Linked DNA regions of Homo sapiens: regions 1 and 2 are each linked to region 3. The links are chromatin loops, found by intact Hi-C in ENCODE. Cell type or tissue: heart left ventricle. All regions are shown on one strand.

Evidence for each region. Peaks named below come from ENCODE experiments on the same cell type or tissue, not always from the same donor. Only the 100,000 strongest peaks of a DNase experiment are listed, where the experiment ranks them.
Region 1: it touches region 3 in a loop (3-fold over the local background); 28 of 110 quality-filtered maps call a loop at or near these places.
Region 2: it touches region 3 in a loop (5-fold over the local background); 4 of 110 quality-filtered maps call a loop at or near these places.

The regions. Positions count from the first base shown.
Region 1 is chr20:32,333,441-32,341,440 of GRCh38, forward strand. It overlaps KIF3B (kinesin family member 3B), which reads left to right. Exons shown (of 9, transcript NM_004798.4): 9 at 1-1,571. Among named protein-coding and RNA genes, the nearest start is that of ASXL1, 21 kb to the right of the region's middle. RefSeq lists an enhancer at 837-896. In heart left ventricle, a CTCF peak has its summit at 3,648 (motif pointing right); a DNase peak (open chromatin) is centred at 961; H3K27ac peaks cover 1,726 bases.
Region 2 is chr20:32,151,110-32,159,109 of GRCh38, forward strand. It overlaps TM9SF4 (transmembrane 9 superfamily member 4), which reads left to right. Exons shown (of 18, transcript NM_014742.4): 13 at 3,994-4,077; 14 at 6,685-6,860; 15 at 7,342-7,405. Among named protein-coding and RNA genes, the nearest start is that of TM9SF4, 45 kb to the left of the region's middle. RefSeq lists a silencer at 1,737-2,031 and an enhancer at 1,737-2,031. In heart left ventricle, a CTCF peak has its summit at 4,709; a DNase peak (open chromatin) is centred at 4,222; H3K27ac peaks cover 1,023 bases.
Region 3 is chr20:32,481,811-32,489,810 of GRCh38, forward strand. The region is part of intron 4 of NOL4L (nucleolar protein 4 like); the gene reads right to left. LOC124904886 (a long non-coding RNA gene) reads left to right here and starts at 4,220. Exons shown (of 2, transcript XR_007067564.1): 1 at 4,220-4,311; 2 at 4,704-5,492. RefSeq lists silencers at 1,085-1,194, 1,555-1,714. In heart left ventricle, a CTCF peak has its summit at 3,555; DNase peaks (open chromatin) are centred at 941, 1,712, 2,845, 3,561 and 2 weaker places; H3K4me3 peaks cover 3,751 bases; H3K27ac peaks cover 3,419 bases.

The DNA.
Region 1 (8,000 bases), 150 kb before region 3:
TGGCCAACATGGTGAAACCCCATCTGTACTAAAAATACAAAAATTTGCCTGGTGTGGTGGTGCATGCCTCTAGTCCTAGCTACTCGGGAGGCTGAGGCACGAGAATCACTTGAACCTGGGAGGCGGAGGTTGCAGTGAGTCGAGATAACACTACTGCATTCCAGCCTGGGTGACAGAGTGAGACTCCCCCTCAAAAAAAAAAAAAAAAAAAAAAAAAACAGAAAGAAAGAAAAAGAAAACTGCAGATAACCCTATACATTAATACTGGTATCTCGAGGTGACTCTTCTGACCAAGGGTGGTTAAGTGACACATAGAACTTTTCTAAGAGAAGACAGACAAGTTGACAGGCATGCCTTGTACTCAGCTGTGTTCATGTGGTGGTCTGTGGAAAGAAAAGAAGACTCATTTGGAAATGAAGCTGTCCCTTTCCAAGCAGTCTCTGGTGCTTTTCTTCTCTCAAAATGGATCCGATAAATATTTGAATAGAGCAGATTGTAGAATGTCGTGCTGTCACCAGAAAGCTGCTGTTTTGGGTTCTGCATTGAGCCAAATATGTAGAGGACCTACCAAGCCCACTGAGGGACTAGGTTTTCATGTCTCTAGTCATACCTAGAATGTTCTGAGCCGTCTGAGGGCCTTCATGCCGGCAGCAGCTAGCAAAGCCAGAAAGCAAGTCTAACAGGATCTAAGATGACCATCAGGAGAAGGAGTTTGAGACTGTGTATGCAACCCCCAATAGACCCCCTTTTACTCTGATCTGGAGAATGTATCTGGCTTCATATTTTCAAGTCACATGTCTCTCAGACCCCTGGATTCAGAACCCAAGGCCACAAATCATAGGCATGAAGCACTTTCTTAAGACTGACCTAACGCTGGATTATTTCCCGTCCAATGCCTGCATGCTGCTTGAATTGCTCCACCCACACCTCCATGACCAAGGGCGCCAGAGTGCTGCAACTGGGGCGTGGGCCGCTCTCTGCTTTTCCTGTCTGACTCTGACAAGTCCTCCCTCACTGAATGTAGAATCGTTGCCAAGTTTCTGAGAAGTGTCGATTCCCTGTTAACATGGATATCAGTTCTGCCTCACATTTCCCACTTGAGGTTGAGGCGTACTGGAGACAACACCTCAGACCATCTGAACCCCATCAGTGGACGAAAATGGGGCTGTTAATATACTCTAAAAGCCATACTAAAAATGCTCTGAGGGAACTGGCTAAGAATAGTGGGCCTGGTGATTGTCTATCACGCAAGGCTTTGTTTTGTACTGTTCAGAAATCTGTCACCTTTCTGCCTGCCCTTGTTTCCTGAATGAAATGCTTCTGGGGTTATTTATGAAAGGAGTGATCCTGGGGCAGGCAGGAGGCAGTGGGCTTCATGGCTCCTTGAAGTTATTACTGATCTTGACCTTCTCTTTGGCTACCTTTAGACAAAGAATACGCCAATCAATACTTGGGGCTCTAAGTTTTACAATTGATATTTATTTGTATCATCTCTTTGTCTAGGAATGTAAAAGTGATTCTAAACTAAGATGTGTAATAAAAATCAATCAGATTTATTGTACCTACAAAAAGGTGTCCTCATAAATGACTAAGGCTTTTGAAAATGACATGCCTGTGGCTGACACACTGCCATTTTCAATAAACATTTTAACTGGGTGGGAGTGGGAAAATGAAGATTGAGTTGGGATGCTGGCATTATTTAATATAGCAACAAGGGGCAGGGTGCAGTGGCTCATGCCTGTAATCCCAGCACTTTGGGAGGCTGAGCCGGGTGGATCACTTCAGGTCAGGAGTTGGAGACGAGCCTGGCCAACATGGTGAAACCCTGTCTGTACTAAAAATACAAAATTGAGTCGGGCGTGGTGGTGCGCACCTGTCATCCCAGCTACTCGGGAGACTGAGGCAGGAGAATCGCTTGAGGCCGAGATTGCAGTAGGCCAAGATTGCACAACTGCACTTCAGCCTGGGCAACGGAGCGAGACTCCGCCTCAAAAATAAATAAGTAAATAAAAATAAATAAATAATGTAGCAACAAGGAAAAGGACACAAAATGAAGAATGATAGAGTGACAAATAAGTGTTTTTCATGTTTTTCCGTGGAGGTTCCTGAGACTGGCCTGGGCAACGGCATGAAATTTCTTTTAACTTTTGTGTTTTGTTTTAAAAATTCTTTTAAATTTACTATTATACATCATACTTTAAAATATATGTGCCTTTTTTTTTTTTTGAGACAGGGCATCATTCTGTTGCCCAGGCTGGAATGCAGTGGCGTGATCACGGTTCTCTGCAGCCTCAGCCTCACAGGCTAGTGATCTTCCCACCTCAGCCAAGACTACAGGTGTGCACCACTATACCTGGCTAATTTTTTATTTTTTGTAGAAATGGGGTCTCTCTATGTTGCCCAGGCTGATCTGTGCCTTTTTTAACACTAAAGTATTTTATGTTGTTTACCATCAGGAAAAGAAGATACAAAAAATGGGCCACACATTGTCTTTTGGATTTCCATGCTCGTAGGCCTGCTGGAGTGACCCTGGGGGGTTGTGCCCCTTAGTTGAGAAGTGGGACTGGGTGGAAGGAGCACAGACCCTGGATTCCAAGCTGGGTTTGAATTCTAGTATTGCCACCACTTACTAGCCATATGACTAGGAGGAATTTAATTGACCTCTCTGAACTTTGGGGCCTTTGTCTGTAAAGTGGAGTGATTATCCCCACTTTGAAGGGCCATTTTGAGGATCAGCGATACATTTAAAGCAGCAAGTACAGTATGGGATAGAGCAAACGTGAAAAAAATGTGGTTATTGCTGTGATAAGGCACTGTGTTTAGAAGACACCATGAACACTTTGTGTCCCGAGAAACTAGAAGTCAGTATTGGACATACCATCTTTAGAAAATCCTAAAGAAAAGCTGTTAACTGTTTAGTAATGTGTATTGAGTACCTACTATGTGTCAAGCTGTTCTAGGCACTAGATATATAGACGTAACACCAGGAACCTGCCTACATGGAACTTGCACTTTAATGGGGATGGAGGATGGGTAAATGTTAAATTAACCAAATGCACACAAATATATGATTATGAATTGTGTCAAATGTCATGAAGTTATAATAGGTTTTTGTTTTTATTTTTGTTTTGAGACGAGCTCTCGCTCTGTCACCCAGGCTGAAGTACAGTGAGTGGCGTGATCATAGCTCACTGTAGCCTCGACCTCCTGGGCTCAAACGATCCTCCTGCCTCAGTCCCCCAAGTAACGGACCAAGGTGCGAACCACCATGGCTGACTAATTTTTTAAAATTTTTTATAGAGATAGGATTTTGTCATTTTGCCCAGGATGGTCTTGAACTTATGGGCTCAAGTGATGCTCCTGCCTCAGCTTCCCAAAGTGCTGGAATTATATGTGTGAGCCACCCTGTGTGGCCAATATAATAGAATATTATAAAAGGAGAGTGGAGACCTAATTTAGATGGGGTGGGTAAAGTAGGAAAGGGCTCTTTGAAGAAATGACAGTTACAGTGAGATCTAGAGGACAGGAGTTAGCTGGGCAAGGAGGAGGGAAGGGCATTTGTGAAGGGATGGGGGAACAGTGTTTGCGAGGGTTTTGCAGAACAAACTCAAATTTCACAAGAAGGTATCTGCAGTCCCTTTTTACCCTCACTAGAGGGTAGCATGGAGAACTGTAGAAAAGATTACAGTCTAGGACTTTAAAGATAGCAACAAAAAATGTAAAGAGCACAAAGGGGACAGTGGCCTGTGCGACTCGGGCAAACGTTTCATAATTGTGTTTCTTCATAAGACGCTTTCAAACTATGTGTAATGTCTGTTTACTCCCCACCCTTCCAAAAAGAGTTAAGAAACAGCTTGGCTTAGCCTCAGTAATTACTAGTTTAGAATAGTTCAGAATCCATTACCCAGAAAGCAAGAATTCAAAGTAGGATTTGAAGAACTGTGAGTGTGTTCTTGAAAATGACAGAATTTGCTGGGCACGGTGGCTCACGCCTGTAATCCCAGCACTTTGGGAGGCTGAGGTGGGCAGATCACCTGAGGTCAGGAGTTTGAGACCAGCCTGACCAACATGGAGAATCCCCGTCTCTACTGAAAATACAAAATTAGCCAGGCGTGGTGGAACATCCCTGTAATCCCAGCTACTCAGGAGGCTGAGGGAGGAGAATCGCTTGAACTCAGGAGGCAGAGGTTGTGGTGAGCCGAGATCGCTCCATTGCACTCCAGCCTGGGCAACAAGAGTGAAACTCCATCCATCCATCTTAAAAAAAAAAAAAGAAAAGAAAATGACAGAATTCTTGGTTGGGCCAGAGGCTAATTCATCAGGGGAAATACAGGACAGACGGGGCACCTGGCAACTTGGAAATTCCTACCAACTCAGCTTTGTTTTTATCTTTTGGATTTTTAAAATTTTAATCAACAAACTACTGAATTTTGGAAACTGTATTTTGAACTTCAGACTGATAATTTAAGTCTTGGGGGCTGTGATTTTGGCAGGCCCTCTTATATTAGAGTTACCATCTGATTGAAGCTTACCCTGAGATTCTGGTCTCCAAGGACCATGTGGTGGTCACATCTGCCAACTGGGTCGTTGGTGGCATTTGTCAAGGACGTAACTAGCTCTTGCAGCTGCTCCTGTTTCAACCTCCATTTCTTTCACTAGTCTTGTGGTTAACCGGTCCCTGGGTGCTTCAGTTAGGCGTGCCAACTGGGGACTTGCTGTTGGGCTGGAGGAATGGGCAGAGGGAGCGATGGCTCACCGCATCTCTGGGGACGGTGTAGCCCACAGGCACTTGTTGAGTGCCCTCTATGCACCAGGCCTTGCCCTGCACTGGAGATAGGGAGGGGAGTAGATGTACCATGGCCCTTCTGAGGAGAGGGGAGACAGAAACACAAGGATGGCAATTCAGAGCACTTGCTGCATAGGAGGCCTGGCTCCTCTCCTCACACAGCCCTCCTAGTCCTCTGAGGCCGGAGCTACACAGGCCTCCATTTGGTTCCTGGGTTATGCCATGTGCTTTCCTGCCTGGCACCTTCACACCTTCACACATGCCATATGCCTTCTGCCTGAAACATTTTCTCCTCATTCTTTGCTCGGCTAACTCCTTCTCATCCATCAGGAACCAGTTGAATGTCACCTCCTCAGAGAAGCCTTCCCCAGCCCTTCGTTGTGGTTTTCCCCATCTCCGCCTCCCAGGTTCAAGCAATTGTCCTGCCTCAGCCTCCCGAGTAGCTGGGACTATAGGCTGGTGCCACCATGCCCAGCTAATTTTTTATATTTTTAGTAGAGATGGGGTTTCACCCGTGTTAACCAGGATGGTCTCGATCTCCTGACCTCATGATCTGCCTGCCTCAGCCTCCCAAATTACAGGTGTGAGCCACCGCGTCCAGCCACAAAAAAAATTCTTTAATTCGTCAGGCATAGTGACATGAACCTGTAGTCCCAGCTACTCAGAAGGTTGAGGTTGGAGGCTCACTTGAGCCTAGGAGGTCAAGGGTGCAGTGAGTTACGATTGCATCACTGCACTCCAGCCTGGGTGACAGAGGAAGGAAGGACAAGCATGCCAGACAAAGGGGACAACATGAATAAATGCAAGGAGAGTTCCTGGTGACTGCGGAATCTGATGGGCCTGGAGTGATGGAATGGGGATGGAGAACGGGGCTGGGAGGGTCTCGACTCCATGGCTCAAGTTAGAGGGAGAGCCCTTGGAGGCTTTTGTGTGTTTTGGAGACCAGGGGAGTGAAGCGCAGCCTATTTACACTCGAGTATTTTCCCCTTAAGCCAGCCTGGCATGCTATTATTTCTTTTTGAGATAACAGAAAGCAATTTCACTAAGTGCCTGCTTTAAGTTTGCCTGCTGTTCACACAGCTTTCTGGGCTTAGTTGGCAAATTGCATTCTGCCAGGAGCTTTCCCTGGCACAGCTCACTACCCAAGGAATTCTAAGGAGCACTTGAGCTTGACTCCAAGGTCTTAGTTCCCTAGGAATGGGGCCTAGTCTTTTTTCAGGGCAGTGGGCTGGAAGGTGGCCCCTATTCTGCATTTGGCAGCAGAGAAATTAAACTTCTGCCATTGGTTTGGGGATTTGTTTTTCTGTTCAGTCAACAAAAGATTAAATAACCTATGCTGTTCAAGACTCTATGTCATGGGCTACAGCAGCCATGAACCCTGCCCTTCCAGAACTCTCAGTCTGGAGGAAATTCTGGCCATTCACAAATAAGTAAATTTAAGGTGAGCAGTGGCACAGATACAGCACAAAGGAGGCGTCACAGATTTCCATAAGGGGCTTTGTTAATGCAGTGATCACCCTCTGCTAGATTATTCCAGGGACAGTGAGGAGCCAGGACTTTGGCATCAGATTCATTTATTCATTCTTTGAGCATCTACTAAGTACTGGGCATTCTTCTAGATCCTAGGGATACAGAAGGCAGCTCCTGTCCTAGGGAATGTCACATCCTAATAGTGGAGGCAGATGGTTGTCAAAGGACAAACAGGCTGTGTCTAATGGTGGTCAGAGTGCTCTGAAGTAAAACCAGGCAGGTCAGAAAGTAAAGAGCTGGGGTGTGGCTGAGCTGGATTGGGAGGGCAGGGAAAGCATCTCTGGAGTGATGAGATGTACATTTGAGCAGAGCCCTGAGTGAAATTAGGGAGCAAGCTGTGTGTCTGGTACCTGGAGGCAGAATATTCTAGGAAATAAGAGTCAGAGTGTGGCTGGGCATGGTGGTTCACACCTGAAATCCCAGCACTTTGAGAGGCTGAGGCAGGCAGATCACCTGAGGTCAGGAGTTCGAGACCAGCCTGGCCAACATGGTGAAATCCTGTCTCTACTAAAAATACAACAATTAGCCAGGCATGGTGACATGCGCCTGTAATCGCAGCTACTCAGGAGGCTGAGGCAGGAGAATTATTTGAACCTAGGAGGTGGAGGTTGCAGTGAGCTGAGATTGCGCCATTGCACTCCAGCCTGGGCAACAGAGTAAGACTCAGTCTCAAAAAAAAAAAAAAAAGAGTGCAAAGGAGGTGGGAGTGCATTTAGAGACAGGAAGGGGACAAGTGTGCTTAGTGGGCAGTAGGTTAGGAAGGTGGGCAGAGGCAAGTCGTAAGTGAATTTTATTTTTGAGCCATTGGACACTTCTGAGCAAAAGAGGGAAATGATCTGACAGGAATGCTCTCAAAGGATCCCTCTGGCTGCTTGGTGGAGACAAACTGTAGGTAGCAGAAGGGGAAGTGAGGAGACTGCTTGGAGTGGCAGGGGGTTTGGGGACACGGGGATGGGGTGAGGAAGGTGCAGTGGGCCGGCAAAGGTAATGCAGATGAGAGAGGGCAGCTTGGACCAGGCAGTGGGGACAGAGAAGTAGGAACGTGCCTTAGATTTATTTTGTCTGCTGATAATCAGAGATGAGAGGGGAGATAAAAAGAAGCAACAATAGTTCCAAGGTTTTTGATCTGAAACTTATTGAAATTCAACCTATGCCACTTGTCGCCCAGGCTGGAGTGCAGTGGCATAATCTTGGCTCACTGCAACCTCTGCCTCCTGAGTTCAAGCGATTCTCCTGCCTCAACCTCCTGAGTAGCTAGAATTACAGGCATGCGCCACCACGCCCGGCTAATTTTTGTATTTTTAGTAGAGACGGGGTTTCACCATGTTGGTCAAGCTGGTCTTGAACTCCTGACCTTGTGATCCACCCACCTCAGCCTCCCAAAGTGCTAGGATTACAGGCATGAGCCACCACGCCCAGCCTGTTTTTTCCCTTTTTAAAAAACAAAAATACAACAAAACCCACACAACTTTATTGAGATTTACAGTCATGCATTGCTTAACAATGGGGAGACCATCTGAGAAATGCATCATTAGGTGATTTCATCACTGTGTGATCACTATGAAGTGTATGTGCACAAGCTTACTGGTATAGCCTACCACACAATTAGGCTATATAGTATAGCCTATTGCTCCTAGGCTACAAAGCTGTAAAGCATGTTACTGCACTGAATACTGTAGGCAAT
Region 2 (8,000 bases), 330 kb before region 3:
ACTTAGGTCATTTTTAGCTGACATTGTCTGATGGCTCAAGCAAGAGAAGAAATAGGGGATTCAGAATAACAAGATTTAGAATAGCAGGGCAGCTGAGAGAACACCCTGAGTAAAGAGGGAATTGCCTGCCTAAGCCTGAAGAGGCCAGACCCAAGTTCCTGTCAGCCCATTTTCCAGGCTGGTGCCTGCATTTCTCTTTGGTGAGGATTGCTGCCCTTCTCTGGCCTCCTGGAGGTAAGGAGAGTTCTTGGCAGCAGAAAAGCGCGTAGCAACCAGAGGGGGTCTCGAGATTGACCTCACCTCCCAGGGATCCCCGAGCCCCTTCTCCTAGAGCGAGTGAGTCTCTTAGAGGACTAGGAAGACTCTTGGGTGCCCACACTCAGAGAAGTCTCTGGGCCCAGGATTCTGAAGCCATTCTCACCGCTGTCAAAAGCTCAAGGAGAGCTCAGGCTGTATCAGTTCTGGCTGCGACGCTTCTGGCACAAAGTAAGCCCTCGGTAAAGAAAAGTTGTGACCGTGACTATTTTGGGAGGATCAAAGAAAGGTTCCTGAATTGTTTTTTGTTTTTTTATTGTTGTTGTTTGTTTTTGAGATGGAGTTTTGCTCTTGTTGCCCAGGCTGGAGTACAATGGCGCGATCTCGGATCACTGCAACCTCCACCTCCTGGGTTCAAGTTATTCTCCTGCCTCAGCCTCCCGAGTAGCTGGGATTACAGGCATGTGCCACCATGCCTGGCTAATTTTGTTTTTTTGTTTTTTTGTTTTTTTTTTTAGACGGAGTCTCGCTCTGTTGCCCAGGCTGGAGTGCAGTGGTGTGATCTTGGCTCACTGCAAGCTCTGCCTCCTGGGTTCACACTATTCTCCTGCCTCCACCTCCCGAGTAGCTGGGACTACAGGTGCCCACCACCACACCTGGCTAATTTTTTTTTTTTTTTGTATTTTTAGTAGAGATGGGGTTTCACCATGTTAGCCAGGATGGTCTCGATCTCCTGACCTCATGATCCGCCCGCCTCGGCCTCCCAAAGTGCTGGGATTATAGGCGTGAGCCACCACGCCCAGCCAACTTCCTGAATTCTTGATGATTTGAGCATTTTTCTCTGGCCACCATATGCCAAGAGCCAGGGATCTAGAGAGGAGTAAAACTCACCACTCCCTCCTGGCAAGATTCTTCCCTGGAGAGGTCACCAGATACCCTCCAGGATTTCCCTCGATGGATCCTACATCAAACCCAGTCTTTTTCCCCCAAACCACCCCTTGCATCTAGTGAGCCCATCATTGATCCAGGCCCCCCAAGCCAGAAACCTGAAGCTGCCTATCCTCCTCCTTCCTCATGCCTCATTCCTTCTCAGACATCAAGTGCTAAGGATCTTCCTACCAAATGTTCTGTGAATGTTCCGTGAATTCCACCCCCTCCCACCCCCATCTCTGCATCTTCAAGGATTCAGACATCTTTGCCTCTCACTTGGCCCTCTGTGGTCTCCCTACAAGATTCTGACCCTTCCCTGGTGCCTTTCCACAGGGGGTCATCTCCAACAGCCTGCAGCAGTGTGGGTGTACTCTCCTACGGCCTTGCCTGTGCCATCCCCTCTGCCTGGGCCACACCACCCTTTCTTCTCACCTGGCTGGTGTCACCTCATCCTTTAAGTCTTAGCTCCTGCATCAGTCCTCCAGAGGCTGCCGCCTCCCCCACCTCCTACCCCGAGCCTGGCAGAGCCCTCATGAGACCTAAGTAGCACTTGGCAGAGCTAAGTAGGGGCAGGTGTGTTGTTCTCTACATAGGGGTCTGCCTTTCTCCCTGGAGCTTTTTTTCCTACCTAGCACAGTGCCCAGTTAGTAAATTTCAGCCAGGAAGGCAGATGAGGAATTCTGTGCTACACAACAGAGTCATGCAGGAACACAAAGGAAGGGAGGAAGTGACCTTTGAGCCGGGCCTTGAGGAGGATTTCAGATGAAGGGACGCAGCCAGCAGTGGGGCCTAAGGTTCTGGAATGGCCTAGATCCCAGTCTGGCTCTGCATTGGTTGATAACTTTCAACAGCCCTCTGAGCTTCAGTTTCCCCATCTCTCCAATGAAGATAGCTAGGGTTAACTGCACATAAGGACCTTGGTATAGCATTAGCCCTCAGGAAATGGATCCTCTGAGGTGTTGATGACCTATGCAAAAAGGCCCAGAGACAGGAATGTGCAGGAACAGTGACCAGTTGTTGGGTGCAGGGCTGTGAGCCAAAGATGAAACTGGCAATGGAGGTTTGAGCATCAGGTTCCGGAGGGCCTTCGTCATTGTGGTTAGTGACCCACCTGGATGCTCAGGCTGCCACAGCAGTCCCTGGCCTGGTGATCAGTGTGGCAAGAAGGTTCATGCCGGTTGTGGTGGCTTGTGCCTCTAATCCCAGTCCTTTGGGAGGCCGAGGCAGGAGGATCACTTGAGCCCAGGAGTTTGAGATCAGCCTGGGCAACACAGTGAGACCCTGTCTCTACAAAAAATAAATTACTTGGATGTGGTGGCATGTGCCTGTAGTCCTCCTAATCAGGCAGGTGAGGTGGGAGGATCACTTGAGCCCAGGAGTTTGAGGCTGCGGTGAGCTATGATTGCACCACTGCACTCCAGCCTGAGTGACAGAGTGAGACCCTGTCTCTGAAGAAAATAGAAGAAAAAGTCTCAACTGTAACTCTGGTGCATTGACTAGACTAGAATCCCTGTGCCTATACCCCACCCAAGAGATTCTGACTGGCAAGAATACACTGCAGTAGGTCAGGAGCATGGGCTCTGGGGTCAGACTGCCTGCGTTTATACCTCTGCTGTACCTTCAGGAGGCTGGGTGACGTGGAGGTGGTGAGGGGTTGTCTTTAACATCGCCAGGCCTCAGTGTCCTCATTAAAAGGAATAATGGTAGACTTTCCTTCCAGACTTGCGTGAGGATTAGGTGAGACAAGGTACATAGGAACCCAGCATCTGCCACCCCAAGACTCAGAGCTTCACCATCCTTCTAGGCAGTTTGGGTTGGGGCCCAGACATACGTGTTTTGTTAAAGTTGTTTTTTAGGGTTTTTGTGTGTGTGTGAGACAGAGTCTTGCTCTATTACCCAGGCTGGAGTGCAGTGGCATGACTCGGCTCACTGCAACCTCTGCCTCCCGGGCTCAAGCAATCCATCTGTTTCAGCCTCCCAAGTAGCTGGGACCACAGGTGCGTACTACCACGCCTGGCTAATTTTTTGTAAAGACAGGGTTTCACCATGTTGCCCAGGCTGGTCTCAAACACCTGAGCTCAAGCGATTCTGGAGGTAATTTTTCTCCCCCTCAAAAAAAAAATTTTTTTACATATGTATATATTGGGTAGTTAACGTGTTCTTTTTTTCTTTTTTTTGAGACGGAATCTCGCTCTGTCGCGCAGGCTGGAGTGCAGTGGCACGATCTCTGCTCACTGCAACCTTTGCCTCCCGGGTTCAAGCAATTCTCCAGCCTCAGCCTCCCGAGTAGCTGAGACTACAGGCATGAGCCACCACACCGGCTATTTTTTGTATTTTTAGTAGAGACGGAGTTTCGCCATGTGGGCCAGGCTGGTCTCAAACTCCTGACCTCAGGTGATCCACCTACCTCGGCCTCCCAAAGTGCTGGGATTGCAGGCATGAGCCACCACGCCTGGCCAGAGTAGTTACCGTGTTCTCAGTGATGAGAGTACATCAGAGAACAAGGTAGACACACTCCTCCCAAGGAGCTCACAGTCTTTTGGGGATAGGCGGATATTGATCAGGTAGCCAAAATATGTAATTACGAACTGGGATGAGAGCAAGAAGGGGCAGTATTAGGGACCTGAGAGGGCATAGAACAGAGTCCTGCTCAGTCTGAGGGTCAGGGAATACTTTCTGGAAGGAATGATGCTTGAGCAGAGTCTGAAAGACAAGGAGGGCTTAAGAGCTTCTGGTCTGGGGGCCCCACCGGGACAGGTAGGGGAGGTCCCTGGATGCTGCTCCTCAACCCGGCCCCTCTTGCTCCAGACGGCAACTCTGTACCCTGGTGTGGTTTTTGGCATCTGCTTCGTATTGAATTGCTTCATTTGGGGAAAGCACTCATCAGGAGCGGTAAGTGCCTCCCCTACCCTTCCAGCCCCTCCCCAGCAAGCGAGGACCAGTTGCACTCAGCCCTACTCCCAAAAGCCACTTCCTGCCATTCCCTTCCCTTTTCTGAGTCCCCAGAGTTACGTTCCCAGCCATGAGGGCAGAGGGCCAGCTGGGGTTTCCCCAGCCCTGCCCTTGGTGTGTCATGCCCTGGCCCTGGCCTTCCTGTGAGATCTTTCAGTCAACTGACCCAAGCCCACTTCTCTAAAGGGAGGTTTCCACAGTCCAGCGGCCAACTGGGGAATTTCCCTTTGTCTTAACCAAGAGTGAGCTGCCCAGTGTGAGTTTATTAGGTCATTATCCCAAAGCAAGCCTGTCCTCCTCAGTGTCCCTGCCCCTCAGCACCAGCCCCTGCAGGTGGAGGAGAGAGGAAAGGAAGGATCAGGTTGTATTACCCTTAGAGCTGGGAATCCTGCCAGCCCCAGTCCAGTGTGTTACTAGCAGCTGTCCAAGACTCACTGAGGAGGATTTTGAACTCAGTTGTGGGGAGGGGGAGTGGGGTCTTGGTCAATTAGCAGGACTGCAGTTGAGATGTGGCAGGCATTTTGCTATCCTAGCCTTAGCACGTAGAGCCCTCTGCCCTCCACCTGGGGGTGGCGGTAAAGGTCCTTGCATGAGGCTTCACGTCCAGGCTTACAGAGGAGGGGTTTCTTTCCCAGCAACTTAGGAAGCCACCCTCAAGACACAGTCATGCCCTTCCTCTCACTTCACCTTTTTTATCCCTGTGTTCCTTCTCCCTTTGAGCATTTTCCTCCCAGTTACCAGCTGCTCATTATAAACATTCACTGTAGAAATTTTGGAAAGTGCAGAGAAGTTAAAGAAGAAATTTAAAATAACCCCAAATCTGCTCACCCAGAGATAAATACAATGTAGGTCTTTAATATATGTTGTCTTTTTTCCTTTTTATAGATATACTTACAAAAGAATTACATAATTTAAAATTTATAAAATAACAGCAAACATTTATATGATGCTTGCTTTGTAGTAATACTGTTCTAAACACTTTATATATATATTTCTTTTTATGTGATTCTTGTAAAAAGTAAGTGTAGAGAAGAGGATAAAGAAGAAAATGAAAAATCAGTTCTAATCCCCCATATCCCATCTAAGGAAGTATTGTTAGCTCTTTGGTATAGGCCTTTCCAGGCACAAATATAAATAGATACAGTTGTCCCTTGGTATTCATAGGGGATTGGTTCCAGGACCCCTGAAGATACCAAAATTCAAGGATGCTCGAGTCCCATATATAAAGTGGCATAGTGTTTACGTACACACATCCTGTATATTCTGACTCTTCTCTAGATTACTTAAAATACCTAATACAATGTAAATGCTATGTAAATAGTTGTTATACTATATTGTTTTTTAATTTGTATTGTTGTATTTTTTGTTTGTTTGTTTTGAGACAGGGTCTCACTCTGTTGCTCAGGCTGGAGTGCAGTGCTGTGGTCTCAGCTCACTGCAACCTCTGCCTCCCGGGCTCAAGTGGTCCTCCCACCTCAGCCCCACTGAGTAGCTGGGACTACAGGTGTCACCACCACACTCGGCAATTAAAAAAAAAAATTGTAGAGATACAGTCTCACTGTGTTGCCTAGGCTGGTCTCAAACTCCTGGGCTCAAGTGATCTGCCCACCTAGGCCTCCCAAAGTGCTGGGATTACAGGCGTGAGCCACTGTACCCAGCTTATTTTATTGTATTTTTTTTTTTCCTGGACATTTTCTTTTTTTTTTTTTTTGAGACGAAGTCTCACTCTCTCACTCTGTCACCCAGGCTGGAGTGGAGTGGCAAGGTCTCAGTTCACTGCAACCTCCACCTCCCAGGTTCAAATGATTCTCCTGCCTCAGCCTCCCAAGTAACTGGGATTACAGGTGCCCCCCACAGTGCCCGGCTAATTTTTTTTTTGTAATTTTAGTAGAGACTGGGTTTTACCATGTTGGCCAGGCTGATCTTGAACTCCTGACCTCAAGTGATCTGCCCACCTCAGCCTCCCAAACTGCTGGTATTACAGGCATGAGCCACTGCTCCCGGCCTTCCTGAACATTTTCTGTTTGCAGTTGATTAAATCCACAGATGCAGAACCCATGGATACAGAGGACCGACTATGTTGTGTTTTTATTAAAATGGAATCCTTCTATACACATAGTTTATAGCCTCCTTTTTACACTTAATAGTATATCATGTAGTTTTATTCTGACAAGATTGGGAGCACTTTGTACAGTGTTGTTTTTTCCCTTCTTTTCTTCACATAATGTGCCACATGTAATCTCTTCATTTTGACCTCTTCATCTCTTCACGTTCTCAGTCCACTCCTTCCTGTTCCTCCCCTACTTCCTCCCTGGATGGTGAGCTCCTCTGGGATGCTGAGGTGCCTTCTTCACTGGGAGTCCAGATCAGGGCTGGGGTCAGCCTCAAGAGATTCTGGCCAGGAGCCCTGTGGTGGGGGCAGGGAGTGTGCTTCTGCTGCACAAGTCGCCTCTCCTTCTGTGGAGCCCAGAAGGTCCCCTCCCCCTTGCGCAGCCCCCATCCCGGGCATCAGGGCCTCGTGGGGGCCTCATGGTGCCATGTCTACAGGTGCCCTTTCCCACCATGGTGGCTCTGCTGTGCATGTGGTTCGGGATCTCCCTGCCCCTCGTCTACTTGGGCTACTACTTCGGCTTCCGAAAGCAGCCATATGACAACCCTGTGCGCACCAACCAGATTCCCCGGCAGATCCCCGAGCAGCGGTGGTACATGAACCGATTTGTGGGGTGAGTCCTCCAGCAGAGGCAAGAGCAGGGGAACGTGGAAGAGGGTACGCCCCCCTCCGCCACCAGAAGGGTGCGGCAACCAGAGTTCCTGCCGCTTCAGCCGGCTCTAATAGAGTTTATGAAAGCTTAACTTCACTCCAAGATCAAGGTGACCAGGTTGTAGGCAGACTTGGTGTCATCCTAGGAACCAGGACAAGGAAGGGGAAGGATGGAAGGGTATAGTGAGACAGGTTAAGACCATCACTTGGACCTTGGGCAAGTCACCCCACCTCTCTGCACCCCAGTTGCCCATCTATAAAATGAGGAGAATAATGCCCACCCTGCCTACCTCTCAAGAGATTATAATAGTACAGAAATATGCCAGAAGAATTAGCACCACCACACTCGTGTAGGTGCTCTCTCTTCATGCCAGCTTGGGAAGGAGCTTGGGGCTTCCTGGTGGCCTGGTCTCTAACAATGTCAACCTCTCGTTCTGTGGCAGCATCCTCATGGCTGGGATCTTGCCCTTCGGCGCCATGTTCATCGAGCTCTTCTTCATCTTCAGTGTGAGTACTGGTGCCTCCCCCACCCCTCCACCCATGCTAGCCGGGTCACTCCCACTCCACTCGGGTGCTCTGCTGCCTACTGCCTGAGAAAGTTCAGATGGGCCACTTCACCTCTCGGAGCCCCATTCTTCACCCTGAAATTGGACAACAGCCTTCCCTCTCAGGGCAGCATTGAAAGTGAAATGAGGCTGGGCGCGGTGGCTCACACCTGTAATTTCAGCACTTTGGGAGGCCGAGGTGGGTGGATCACAAGGTCAGGAGTTCGAGACCAGCCTGTCCAATATGGTGAAACCCTGTCTCTACTAGAAAATACAAAAATTAGCCGGGCATGGTGGCACACGCCTGTAGTCCCAGCTACATGGGAGGCTGAGGCAGGAGAATCACTTGAACCTGGGAGGTGGAGGTTGCAGTGAGCCAAGATCGCGCCACTGCACTCCAGCCTGGGTGACAGAGAGAGACTCCATCTAAAAAAAAAAAAAAAAATTTAAATGAGATATGTGGTGTGTGGGGAGCCTGGTGTGTGGAAAGGGGGACTTGGTAAATAGAAGCTGCCTCAGTGATACTTCAGTCATTCCCCACCATGACTAATAGCATC
Region 3 (8,000 bases):
CCAGACCAACTCAGTCCAGAATCCGGCCTGTGTCAGGGGTCAAGACAGGGGCCTGGTCCCATCACACAGATGGCTCTCCCCAGAAGAGCCATGAGGTCCCCCAAACACCTCTCCCCACACCCCCTTTGGTGTGTGTGAGTTGGTGGGGCGGGGCGGGGGGGGGGGAGCAGGCTGGGGTTGCCAGCTGATTCTGGGATAAGTAGGGCTTTATCTCAAGGGAGAATCTATTTCAAGCCACAATCCTTCTCAGAAAGAGGAGGAAATCACAGAGTCCAAACACCATTTCAGGTGAAATCAGGAGGTTATTCATCTCCCCTCAGAGCAGACAGAAAGGAAAATCAATGTTTTAGAGGGGGAAAAAAGGTTCCATTTGAATTAATGGGTTTGTGGCTTCTCCATTGATCTGAGCCTCTTCACACTTTCTTTTTGTGCTTTTGTGCTCTTGGGGAGAGGGGAGGGAGTAGGGAATGGGGAGGAGGGGGTGGGCCTCCCATAAGGAAAAGGACGGTCTAACCTTAACCTTTCTACAGGAATAATGCTAATTAGCGAGGCTTAATGAGAACTTCCCCCAGGAAGCGCAGCCCGGTAGGGGCGGCCGGACTCGGGCAAACGCAGCTCCGGGTGGGAGCAGGGTCACTTCTGCTCCCGAGCGGCTGGAATAAAAATGCGGATTGCACTCCCCCCTCCTCCCTATCCAAAGTGTCCAGCCTTGAAGACAAGGTGGAGGGAGGAGAGAGAGGGCGGAGGTGTAAATCCAACTTAACCCCTGCGCGCGCCCTCGAGGCGGCCGGCTGCCCCCGCCCCGCCGTGTCCCCTCATTAAGGAAGGCCCCTTCGCCAGGGGCCGCCAACGCCCGCGGCTTCCGGTCAGACGGTGCACCTGAGAGGGACACCCCGTCCCCTCCCGGGAGGGACCCGGGCCTGCTGAAGTGGGCTCAACTCTGCAAACCGCGTCTCAACTCCCCGCGCCGCGCCGGGGAACCCCTCCCTGACACTCAACGCTTCCCGTCCTCACATCCCCAAACACAGTCCACTTCCCTTCTCGTGGCGGCCGCGGCAACCCGAGCCCGGCCCCCGCCCCGCCGCCAGAGAACGCCTCCCTCGCCGGGACGCGGTGCCGAGCCCGCTGCACACCGAGCGGCCGTGGCACAATACCGCGGCGCTGCGCGCACAATCACCGCCCCCCAGGACCCGCGGCGCGCACCCCGGGAGTGGGGTGCGCCCCGCGACCCTGGGCGCTCAGGGCCAGACACACCTCTTGGGCGCCCCGCGGCCCCCACAGTGCAGCCTTCATCGCCCCCCCTCCACTCTCGGGCACACTCACCCGCCCCCCGCCCCAGCCCACTCGGCCCAGGGCGCAGCCGCTCCCCCGCGCCCCCTCCCTCAGCCCCGGCAAAGGAAGCTCCCCCTGCGCCCCCCTCCCCAGAACCGCCCCCAGCCCCTCGCCCCCCTAACCGCAGCTCAACGGCCGGCGGCAGCAGCCGGAGAAGGGGGGCGGCGGCCCGGGCCCCGGAAACGGCCCGATCGCCGGGATCCGGGCCGGACTCCGTACCTGGGCTGGAAGCGAGGCGGAGATGGGCGGTCGGGATCCGCGAGTGAGCGGGGCGGGCGGCGGTGACAGCCCCACAGCTCCAGCTGCTGCTGCTGCTGCTGCCGCCGCGGCTGCCCGGGGAGAGGGGCTGGCACCACCGCGGCGCGTCACTGCCCGGCCCGGGGGCGGGGGTGGCCAGGAGGAGGGCCCAGGCGAGCAGCGGCGGCAGCGGCGGCGGCGCCGCGGCCCGGAGGAAGGGGGAGGGGGCACCGGGCACGGGGAGGCGGGAGAGGGGGCGGGACCGGGCACGGGGCGGGGGCGGGGGGGAGGGGAGCGCAGGGAGGGCGCAGGCAGGGGGAGTAGGAGGAGCAGCAGGAGGAGGTGGCGGAGGGGCGGGTGAGAGGGAGGAGTGGGCACGGGGGGAAGGGGAGAGAGGAAAAGGAGGCACCCAGGGAGAGGGGAGAGGAGAAAGGAGGGAGAGAGGCGCGGGGGGAGAAGAGGAGGAAGGAGGGGGAGCTGGGCCAGGTAGGGGGGGATAAGGGCGCGCTGGACGCGCCGCCGTGCGCTTCGGTGGGGAGCGCGCTCTTAAGGGGGAAGCGCTTCGAGGAAGATCCTTGCACGGGGCTGAGCCCGGAAAGAAGGCGCTGGGATCTGTGCCTACCCATCGCTCCCGGAGGCTGCGGTCTCTGGGTCCGGTGGGGGCTGGGGGGAGAGGGCACCCGGCGGGCTGTCTGCGGTCAGGCCAGGAGAGGGAGACTTGGCCCAAATAAAGTGACTCAGGCACCCTCAGGAACTCTCGGCGCCCGGGGCCCCTTCGGGCAGCCTTCGACCCCCATGCGTCTTTCGGGTCCCCAGGGACGCGGGTACTTGTGGGGCGGGGCTGCCGGGCCTCGGGGTTCGGCTCCCCCGGGCGGCCGGAGCGAGACCCCGGGCTGGGAAAGCCAGGCACGTGGCCGGCTCTCGGCCGTACCCCCGCCCCACCCCCACGGCAGGGCCCCCAGTGCTTGATCAAGTTCAAGCTCGAGCTCCTCGGCGCGCTGCCCACCGGCTGCCCCTCCGCGCCCCTCCCCCTTCCCCATCCGCACCGTCTCGCTCTTCACTCTTCCTTTGTCTCTTTCCCACCACTTAGTTTACACCCCCTCCGCCCTCCTCCCCGCCCCCCGCGGGCACCCGAGTGTCCGGGAGGCGCTCACCTGTTCGACCCAAACATCTACGCGACCCCCAGCGCCCGCCGCCCGCGTGCCCGCCCCCGCCCCGCCGCCGGTCATTGTGCTCCGCCAGCCCACACCGGGCCGGGTCCTGACGGCGCGCGAGCCACAGTTGTAAAGTAATAGGATAATCTCGGGGACGTCGCTCCAGCCCAGACCCGGGCACGCACTGTCCGTGGAGACGGCACCGCCGGGGAGGGGAGCCACGCGGATTCCAGATGCGGTCCCCCAGGCGGACAGACCCTTGCCCGGGGCGCAGGAGGAGGCAGGACTGGCATCGCGGGGTGGGAGCCCTGGACCTCCGAGCAACCTCGGACTCGGCCCGAAAAGCAACACTCTCATCACCAAACCGCAGAATTAGACCCCGATGGAGAAAATGGGTCAGGGGATCCATTCCCACCCCACCCCTCCAAATCCAGACCCTCCGCTACCACAGATCAGCCTCGAAAAAAGCTTGTGCTTCAACAAGGATGGGGAACTGCCCTCGTGGAATTCTGTGGGGAAATTGCCAAAAAAAAAAAAAAAAAAAAAAAAAAAAACAACTAAAAAAAAACCCTGATAAGGATCCCACCTCCTGATTCCTCTGGTCGCATCCGAAGAGGAAGGGCAATTTCTACTGACTCTTTACGCTACCATTCATTCACGGTGGAACCAGCAGAGAAGAGAAAACGAGACAGCCACAGCGATTGTTTGCAATTTTGAAACAGACTGCCTTTAACCCTCCAACTTTTTTTCTGTAAAAAGCCTTTTTTCTTTCTTCCTCTGAAAGCTTTGCATTGTGAACAATCCATGGTAAACAAGGCTCCCTCTACAGCCGCGAGTGCGAAGTACAACCCCACAGGTTCAGAGCCCAGCGTTTACCCGTCAGAAAAATAAAATGATGACAAGACATCACATTAGCGCCACGCAGGCTTCCTTCCGCACATGCTCAAGACTCTGCTGTCAATAGAAAACTCACACTTTCTTTTTAAAAGAGGGTTTAGGCACATTTACTCATTTGCACCTTTTATTCCTGAAATCAAATGTGTTTTCAAACCAATTCACTCTCCCCAGTTTACTGGATCTTCTCATCCTTGGTGATGTGGGGCAGGTGGGAGGCTTTATTTATCCACACATGCTGGTGCCCAATAATGATTTTTAGAACGAACTAGTGGCCACAGCTCTTAAGTTCATCCAGGAAATGTGTTTCCAAACGCGGGAACTGTCCATCCTCACTCTGAAAATGAGATAATTCAGACTCAGGATTTCCCTTTCCCCACCACATTTTCAGAGACCTTTGACTTCTCCTGGCCTGAATTACTATTTCACAGCAGTGGTGGACATCTGAGCTTGAAATATAAAGCCAAATACAACTGAAGTTCAAAGGTGGAATTGAACCCAGATAACCCACCTCTTCTCTGACTAATAAAAGAGAGCTAGTACCGCCCAGGAGGGCAGAGCAGTGATTTTCTGTAGGCATGAAACGTGAACTCATTTACTATCCCTGAGATAAAACAGCCCAGCCCTGCTCAACCCACAGAAAACAGTTGAGAGCCCTGCAGAAACCTGGCTGTTGAGCGGCACTGCAAATGAGGTGAGTTTTCATGTGTGTGTGCTGAAGCCCTCAGAAATCTCCCAGATCCTTATTCCTACAGGAGCTGCCACTCCTGGAGTAACCTTGTATAGGTTGTTTTCAGTGTCCTTGTGCCACTCCCCCACTCCTTAAAGTGGCCACAGCATGAGTCCCAATGAGGAATCGGGTGACCTAGTTTCTTGACCACTAATTCTCCCAGTGATGTGTCCCTTCTTCTGGCCCCAGCCTGGTAGGAGACCATGGCAGAGAAAGCTGATCCCATCTGCTTCGGGGGGACAATGCTGCCACAGGTCCCCTCCAGCCTCTGAAGACATTGGGTGCTTTTGTAAACAGATGATTAGGGTATGCTCTGATGGGGCTTTTTAAGCAGCAAACCCCTTTCTTTCATGCAGCTTCCCATATGAAGTAAGCATGTCCCACAAGTGGGGACCTGGCCATGGGACTCTGGTTTGCCATTATTAGGACAAATAGGATCTTAGCGTGACCAGAGCAGACACTGTTCAAGCACGTCAAAACATTAAAAAAAAAAATTATCCCCACAAATGACTTATTAATGACAGAGAAGAAAATGTACCTGCAATGGGGCGATCTGGCAGACACTTCCCAATCAAGTCATCAAATTCAGCAGCCTCCAAAGTGGGGCCACCAGACATGATGTCCTCGGCTCCTGAAGGGAGGCACTGGAAGACACAGCATCACTTGAGCCATGTGCTCCCCCAACATGCTTCACCTGAATCTGCTCCTCAAGAGACAACCAGACAAGAAATCCAGAAAGAGAAACTCCACAACACAACAGTCTTGGACTCTACAAAACATTCATTGTCACTAATTGACTTTCTAAACGATAAGATGAAAGAGAAATAACAGCCGGGTGCAGTGGCTCACACCTGTAATCCCAGCACTTTGGGAGGCCGAGGCGGGTGGATCACCTGAGGTCAGGGGTTCGAGACCAGCCTGGCCAACATGGTGAAACCCAGTCTCTACTAAAAACACAAAATTGGACGGGCGTGGTGGCACACACCTGTAATCCCAGCTACTCGGGAGGCTGGGGTAGGAGAATTGCTTGAACCCAGGAAGCAGAGGTTGCAGTGAGCCGAGATCATACCGTTGCACTCCAGCCTGGGCGACAGGAGCGAAACTCCATCTCAAAAAAAATTAAAGAGAGAGAAATAACAACTAAACTTAATGTGTGACTCTTCTTAGATCCTGTAGAGATGGAATGAGGTGTGGACAAGGGGTGGGGGAGAGGCAGAGGATGGGGGTGGAATGAGGGTGGGGGCCAGGGTGGGCTCTGGGCTGAGTGGTCAGGGAAGAGCTCTCCCAGGAGGAAGCCACTGGGTGTCCTAATCCCCAGAGGGCAGAAGTTGACAGCTGGGTGAAGACCTGGGGGCACTGTCTTCCAGGCAGAGGGAATAGTTGGTGCAAAACTGCTGATGAAAGGAAAGGTGACCAGAGTGCTAGAGCAATGTGGGCCAGGGGGAGGGCAGGAGGGATGAGCATCGGGGGGGCAAACAGGGCCAAGCATGCAACATCCTGAACATCCCCCGTGAGGTGTGTGGGCTTTACACTGGGAGTGAGGAGAGGATGCAATCTGAGTTACGTTTTTAGATCAGGGGAGATGAGATTATAAAGGAGCAGAAGTGATGACAGGGAGGCCAGTGAGGAGGTCTAATGGAAAGAGTATCATCAGATGGAACTAGTTCAAATTCTGGCTCTGACACTAGATGGATGACTTTGGGCACCATACCTAAACCTCTCTAAGCAACAGTTTATTCATCTACATGTGATCCACAGTTTTTGTTTGTTGGTTTTATTTTTTTTTTTTTTTGACCAAATCTTGCTGTGTCACCTAGGCTGGAGTGCAGTGGCACGATCTGGGCTCACTGCATCCTCCACCTCCCTGACTCAAGCCATTCTTGTGTCTCAGCCTCCCAAGTAGCTGGGATTACAGGTGTGTGCCACCATGCCTGGCTAATTTTTGTATTTTTAGTAGAGATGGAGTTTTACCATGTTGTCCAGGCTGGTCTCAAGCTCCTGGACTCAAGTGATCCACCCGCCTTGGCCTTCCAAAGACCCACTATGTTTAACGTGTGTTTAACGTAGCATTTGGCACCAAATTTTCCTCTTTGAGATTACAAACTGTGGTAGACAGTCTCCAAGATGGCCCATGATGACCCTCACCGCCCAGTTTCATACCCTGGTACCATCGCAATGCACAGGGCTGTGGAACCAATGGTGCATTGTGGAAATGAGGGTGTGTGACTGCCAAGGCTAGATCCTAAAAGACATCTTGATCTTTTCCCCAGAGGGAGTACTTGGTAGATGGTAGCTTTTATCATCAGGATTGTACATTTCATAATTGCACAATCGGGGTCACATCCCTCTCTCTAAATGCTACACTAGTTTACTCTGCCACCAGCAATATCTAGCAGCACTCATTTCACTGCACACTTGTCACTGCTTACTATTAGCAATCTCTTTTATCTCTGTCAATCTGAGGGAGGAAGAACAGTGTCTCTTATTTTCCTTTGCTCCTCTTCACTTGGGAATGTAAGTAGATGTTTCTGTGCACTGTGTTTACGGGGCACTTGTATTTCTTTTTCTTTCTTTCTTTTCTTTCTTTCTTTTCCTTCCTTCCTTCCTTCCTTCCTTCCTTCCTTCCTTCCTTCCTTTCTTTCTTTCTTTTTCTTTCTTTCTTTCTTTCTTTTTCTTTCTTTCTTTCTTTCTTTCTTTCTTTCTTTCTTTCTTTCTTTCTTTCTTTCTTTCTTTCTTTCCTCTCTCTTTCTTTCTTTCTGACTAACCTGTTCATATCCTTTGCCCATTTCTCTATTTGAATTGTTGGTCTTTTTTTTTTTTTTTTTTTGGTAAGAACTTTTTGGAAATAAGGAAAATTAATCTTTTGTCATGTATTTTGCAAATATGTTTTCCTTTTGTTGTCTTTTTATTTAGTTTATGACAAGATTTTTTTAGCCATATGGAAATTTTACATTTTTATATCATCTGATTTTTTTTTTTTCCTTTAGGGCTTTAGGGCTTCAGGTTAAAACAAAAGCTTTTTTCCACTCTAAGATTACAAAAGTAATTCACCTATATTTTCTTCTGGAAACTTTATGTCTTCATTACATTTAAATCTTTATTCCATCTTTTATTTATCTCAATATAAGTAATGAAGTGGGGATCTGGCTTATTTTTTTCTAAATGGCTTTCTAAGTGGTGTCAATACCATCTTTTATCTTTTATTTTTTATTTTTGAAACAGGGTCTCACTCTGTTACCCAGACTGAAGTGCAGTGGCATGATCTTGGCTCACTGCAGGCTCAATCCCCTGGACTCAAGCAATCCTCCTGCCTTAGCCTCCCAAAGTGCTGGAATTACAGGCATGTGCCACTGCACCTGGCCTAAATATCATCTTTTAAATAACTCATCTTTATCCACTAATTGGAAATGTCATCTTATACTAATTTTCTATTATGTGTGGATTTGTATTATATTCTGTTGACCTATTCCTGTCTCAGTATTATGGCTTTAAAATATGTTTTCTGGGCCGGGCGCAGTGGCTCACGCCTGTAATCCCAGCACTTTGGGAGGCCGAGGCAGGAGAATGGTGTGAACCTGGGAGGCAGAGCTTGCGGTTAGCCGAGATCATGCCACTGCACTCCAGCCTGGGTGACAGAGTGAGACTCCCTCTCA